Linked DNA regions of Homo sapiens: region 1 is linked to region 2. Evidence: chromatin contacts called from ENCODE Hi-C data. All regions are on one chromosome and are shown on one strand. The core of a region is the stretch at or near the end of the contact, and the rest is flanking DNA. Distances in the headings are between cores, read along the strand shown.

Region 1 (3,022 bases), core at 89-2,588, 50 kb after region 2:
AGTACAGTCACATGCTGTGCAGGTTGTAGCTTTGGAGCAATAGTCTGTGCTATCTAGCCCAGGTGTGTCGTAGGCCGCACCATCTAGGTTTGTGTAAGCACATGCTATGATGTTCACACAACCACGAAATTGCCTACTGATGGATTTCTCAGAATATATCCCCCTTGTTAAGTGACATACTTTTAAGTACTTAGAATCATTTCTGGCATACAATAAGTGCTATATGTTTCTTAAAGCGAAAAAAGGTCAATACTCATATTTCCTCCATTTACTTAATCACAGAGATTACGTTTACTTAATCACAGAGATTAGGGAACTCAGCCAAGTCCCACAGCTAGAAAGTAGTGAGGTTGGGACCCAACCCCGGCAGGCTGACTCCTGCAGCCCCTACACTTAAGTGTCATAGCGAACTGTACTGGTATTTTCCATGGATGCACCCCGTGATGGAAATGAGGGGTGTGACTCACTGTTGCGTTGTTCTGCATGTTACCTCTTTCCCTCCTTTCCTCTGATAATAATTTCTTTCAATCCCCTAACATCCAGTTCTCTCTCTCCCTTCATTTGCTTGGGTGGTCCTTTGTTTCTACAGAGAGCAATCCAACGACACAGGGCCCTTTCCTCTTCCTGGTCACGCAGTGGCCTTGAAAAATGGCCATTCTCTCTCAAGAGGCTTGCCGTTCAAAACAACCTCATTTCCCTTCACACTGTATGGTGTAGGTCAAGCTTTTTATTAAAAATGTTCCTGCCTTTCTCCTTCCCTCTGTGAGAGTCCCAGATTGTTCCTCATTCCCCCTTTGCCCAAATCTGGATATCATTCCCCCAGAGTCTCAGGAAACACGTTCCAGAAAATGTGTATTTGCATTTCATGATTATGCAGGAGAAGTGTGGGGACATATGTTACCTTTCAGCAGCTTGTATCCAAAGAGCCAGGCCTCACGACAGAACGTAGGCTCAAAATTAGCGCAATCGTTTACCTTGTCTTCTGAGTGATCTGTGTTCCGTGTCTTTGCACAGAAAGCTCTGTTCGTGTTCTGAGTCTGTTATTTTGATCTATACGATAAGAAAATCACTATCATTTGAATCCACAGCTTGAGAGGGCTGCTTTGCTTTTCATGTACGATAAGTTCTTAAACACAAGTGAGATGGAAAACATATTGTGCAACTCTCGGGAACTATTTAAAATGTAAAATATAAATATTTCTCCTTTGAATGTACTTAACTTAGCGAGCCCGTATCTGGTTTGTGTCCTTTCAGTCATCACACTGACATTGTGTTTGCTATTCCTTCATTTAGCTGAGTCAAAATGAGCTGGAGAAGCGAAAATCAGCACTTCAGCCTGCTCTGCGGAGCAGAGCGCAGGAAGGTTGCCAAGCCTCCCTTGATCGCATAATGCCTCTCAGATAAGGTTAACGCTGCAGTAGGCCCTGCCTCGTGTTAGTATTTTATGGTGACAGCTCGAGTCTCCCATTGCAATGAATCTATTGTGAGGAAAAGCAAACAGAAAAGTCAACCCGCTGAGGGTAGCGGGGCCCATACTTGGCCTTTCTCAGGCTAAACCTGGGCCCATGGCTGCCATTGTCTGGTCAGGGCTGACTCAAAACCACCCAATTCTTTTCCACTCCTGACTGGAGGGATTTAAGAATTTCTGGGCCAGGCGCAGTGGCTCACGCCTGTAATCCCAGCACTTTGGGAGGCTGAGGCGGGCAGATCAGGAGGTCAGCAGTTCAAGACCAGCTTGGCCAATATGGTGAAACCCCGTCTCAACTAAAAATACAAAAATTTGCCAGGCACGGTGGTGCGTGCCTGTAGTCCCAGCTACTCAGGAGGCTGAGGCAGAAGAATTGCTTGAACCTGGGAAGGCAGAGGTTGCAGTGAGCTGAGATCATGCCACTGCGCTCCAGCCTGGGAGACAGAGCGAGACTCCGTCTCAAAAAAAAAAAAAGCAAAAAGAATTTCTGACTGTAAGAGTAGTGGGGAGGAGGGATAAAGAGGGGTTGGATAATAGGTACAAAAATATAGTTAGATAGAATAAAATACAGTGTTCAAAAGCTCAATAAAAATTTTGGTTTATTTCAAAATAACAAGTACATTTTGAATATTCCTAACACAAAGTAATGATAAATGCTTGAGCTGATGGATAACCCAATGACTTAAAATTGATTATTACACATTGTATGCTTGTATCAAAATGTCATAAGCATCCCATAAATATGTATAACTATGTATCCATAAACATTAAAAATTGAAATTTTAAAAATTTAAAAACTAAGGCCCTCTGAATGTAGAAAAACAAAGAAAGAGGTAGCGTCTTCGCTCCAGCATCCTCCCACTCCGCCAGGTTGAACTGCCGCTGTTTAAATAAGACTAAAATCCCATTCTTCTCTCACATCTCTTCATTTGCAGACATCTAGCATGGGCCCCTTCCTTCTGCCCTATAATTTAGGACTCTTCAACACGTAAAGTTGAAGGAACAGGGGGAGTGGGGCTGTCCGATTCCATTCTGTGAATGGAACAATAGATAGCCATGCTTGTGGCCGGGCACGGTGGCTCATGCCTGTAATCCCAGCACTTGGGGAAGCCGAGGCAGGTGGATCACCTGAGGTCAGGAGTGTGAGATCAGCCTGACTAACATGGTGAAACCTCGCCTCTACAAAAAATACAAAAATTAGCTGGGCGTGGAGGCTGGCGCCTGTAATCCCAAGTACTCGGAAGGCTGAGGCAGGGGAATCGCTTGAACCTGGGAGGCGGCGGTTGCAGTGAGCTGAGGTGGTGCCACTGCACTCTAGCCTGGGTGACTGAGTGAGACTCTGTCTCAAAAAAAAAAAAAAAAAAAAGATAGTGATGCTTGTGGGATCACTATCTCATGCTGCATTAGAGTGGATGTGGTTTTCTATATGTCCTTTTTTCAAGTCTTCTTTCGTTATGAGAAAAATAAAACAACAAAAGAAACTTTATGGGGTAAAGGTAAAAAATATCTTTGCTAAGACGGGATAGTTAATACTTGGGGGACAGCTCTGGTGAG
Region 2 (3,049 bases), core at 163-2,662:
GGGTTTTTAGATCCTGCCAAAATGGTGTTTCCATAGCAACAGGACTATAGAAACCTCAAGGGGCTATCACTGTAGATGTAACTAGAGATGTCCCTACAATGGGGGGAACTGGACAACTGCCCAGGAATTTAGTACATTAATAGAACCCAAGCTGATGGAGGAGCTGTAACTTAGGGAGGGAGCTAATGGAGAAGGAAGTACCTGTCCAATTCATGCCAAAACAAAATAAAACATAGCCCAGGTGCCCCCTCCAGGTGTATCCAAGGCAAATGAATTGGAATAGGGGAAATATCCAATTTCAAACCCTCTTCCCCCATCAACCTCCCTCACCATATAGGGTTCTAGATCTCTTCCCCCACCCTCACGTTTTTTGGATGCTCTTTAAAAACTTCATTTCCTCTCCAAGACTATCCCTTATGTTTCTTCAACCTTATTTTACTTATCTAATAACTTTGCAGGCAGGGGATTGGGGGGAGCAGGAACCTCAAGAATAAAAAGCAGTCAGAGCAATTTACTTATCTTCCCTCTTGTGAGAAGTGTCGCCCAGAAGTAATATCACAGCCAGACCTTTGCCTGGAGGACTTTCAATTTCCAGATAATTTTCCTTAAGTGAAAGGCAGGATAAAAGGTATTTTGAATATGAATTTAAGATCTTCTACCTTTAAAACATATCCAAAAATGCAAAAATCAAACCTGAGTATTCAATCTGGTCAATAAACAGGATTATCAATATAGTTCATCCTCTCTACACTTATTGTAGGTCAGTAAATGTAGCAGCTTCAAGAACATGAATTGGGTAAAAGCAAAAAAACATTAATTGAGTGACAAACATCCACCTTTCTAGCCAGGCTTCTCCTCTCTTCTTCATCATATAACTATAAAATTAAACTAAACTAGAATCCTAGACTTTTAGAATATTGATCCCATTCCCTCCTCCCCATTTTTCTTTCTTTTTCTTGTGATTTACTGAGTTTGAATGAGTCTTTCTTTATCAGAGAAATCTAGACTCCGAGGCAATTCAGTCAAAGATCTGCAATCACCAAGTCAGGTCTGGTAAATGAATCCTTTCTCCATCCAAAAGATGAGTAAGTCTTCCTTTCTTTGAAGTTTGGCAATACCTAAGTGTAATTTCTGTTAAACATCCACCCACAGGAAGAGATTTTGTTTGAAAAAGACATATGAAGTAACCTTGATATACGTATTTGTTTTCAACAAATATTGTAGTTAAAATCAATGAGTTCCATTGGCATCATTTTAAATATCCTTTGGCTGAGAAAGAAATAGCAAGCATTCAAAACTCAATTCAGGCAGCAAAATTAATGTAATTTAACATTCACAATTATTTCTTAACAAAAGCAAGAAGGGTGAATCATTCTTACCCACAAATTTGAAAGACTTCTATTCTCTTTCTGTAAAAATCAGTCAAACCCCACACTTAGAAATTTTCTACTGAGAAAATGAGTAATTAAGCCAACTTTGGTGAACGCTGAATTCTCTCTATAATTAAAAGAAACTGACCATCAGAAATGCTGGTATTTTTCTACTCCTCGTTCCTCTTTTCTTCTAACTAATTTCTCAGATCATACACACACATACACACAGATCTTCCAAAGCAGTTATTTTAAAAATGCAGTTGGCCCTAGAACAACATGGGTTTGAACTGCATGGGTTCACTTATACTCAGATTTTCTTCCACCTCTGCCACCTCTGAGACAGCAAGACCAACCGTTCCTCCTCCTCCTCCGTCCCTTCAATGTGAAGATGAGGATGAAGACCTATATGATTGTCCACTTCTACTTAACTAATAGTAAATGTATTTCTCCTCTTTATGATTTTATTTTCTTTTCATTTCGTTTCTCTTTTCTTCTTTCTTTTCTTTCCCAAAACAAAATAATACAAAGCCCAGGCGCCCCCTCCAGGTATTTCCTCCCTTCCTTCCTTCCTTCCTTTCTTTTTTTGAGACAGAGTCTCACTCTGTCGCTCAGGCTGGAGTGCAGTGGCGCGATCTCAACTTACTGCAGCCTCTGCCTCCCAGGTTCAAGCAATTATCCTGCCTCAGCCTCTGGAGTAGCTGGGATTGCAAACATGTGCCCCCATGCCCGCTTATTTTTATGCTTTTAGTAGAGATGGGGTTTCGCCATGTTGGCCAGGCTGGTCTGGAACTCCTGGCCTCAAGTGATCCACCTGCCTCAGCTTCCCAAAATGCTGGGATTACAGGCATGAGCCACTGCACTCATCCCCCTTATGACTTTCTTAATAACATTTTCTTTTCTCTAGCTTACTTTATTGTAAGAATACTGTATATAATACACAGAGCATATAAAATATGTGTTAATTGTGTTATTGGTTAGGCTTCTGGCCAGCAGTAGGCTATAAGTCGTTAAGTTTTGGGAGAGTCAAAAGTTATACATGAATTTTCAACTGTGCAGGGATCAGCATCCTAACCCCCACATTGTTCAACTGAACTAAAGCTGGCTGACATCTGTCTTTGCTGAGCTTTACGACTAAGAATTTGTCTAACTGAATCACTTCCCCTAAGGAAAAAAAGGAGAAGAGAATTGTTAAATACAAGTTTAAAGCAGGTAACATCTTAGTCTCTCCTAATTGCGTGTGACAGTGATGTGCTCTTTATCTTATAACTCACAGTTTTCAAAAAAATGTAATTTATCTTCTGCAAACTGCTTCATGAATTGCCTTGAGAAGATCCCACTGGGAAGTGATAGACATATAAGATTCTGTATTTGAATTATTCAGCAAATAAAATTTTTAAAGCTGAAGATTTTAAAACAACCTTGAGAATAGCCTCCGGGTTGGCTATCCCATATAAGTTGAGAGCTGTGGTCTTTGCTTTCTTGAATAACAAGGAAGGTTAAAACAGCTATGTTAAGTTGTTTATTGAACATAAATACTAGTTGAAAAAGACCTAAATTCAAAACAGTGGGAACAAACCGCCTGATTTCAGGAGATTCTTGAGTCAACAGAGTGTTGAGGATTCTACTCTTACTAATCAAATATGATTCTAAAATAGAACATATTCTAACATCCCTCT

Evidence for each region. A loop is a pair of places that touch in the nucleus more often than their neighbours do. Pooled maps may share reads with other maps.
Region 1: a map with no recorded cell type shows a loop between it and region 2 (2.3-fold over the local background). The contact joins the enhancer-like site here to the promoter of SLC39A12-AS1 in region 2. A Hi-C loop is called at or near these places in 2 of 168 maps with a recorded cell type or tissue (chondrocyte and heart right ventricle), 1 of 37 single-sample maps with no recorded cell type and 1 of 50 pooled maps.

What each region holds. Positions count from the first base shown.
Region 1 is chr10:18,059,058-18,062,079 of GRCh38, forward strand. No RefSeq gene overlaps it. Among named protein-coding and RNA genes, the nearest start is that of SLC39A12-AS1, 50 kb to the left of the region's middle. Within about 2 kb of position 1,339, at least 3 of the 41 ENCODE cell types and tissues checked have a DNase peak (open chromatin) inside an H3K27ac peak, as active enhancers do.
Region 2 is chr10:18,009,150-18,012,198 of GRCh38, forward strand. It overlaps SLC39A12-AS1 (SLC39A12 antisense RNA 1), which reads right to left and starts at 1,413. Exons shown (of 5, transcript NR_038419.1): 1 at 1,380-1,413; 2 at 516-604. The region is part of intron 12 of SLC39A12 (solute carrier family 39 member 12); the gene reads left to right.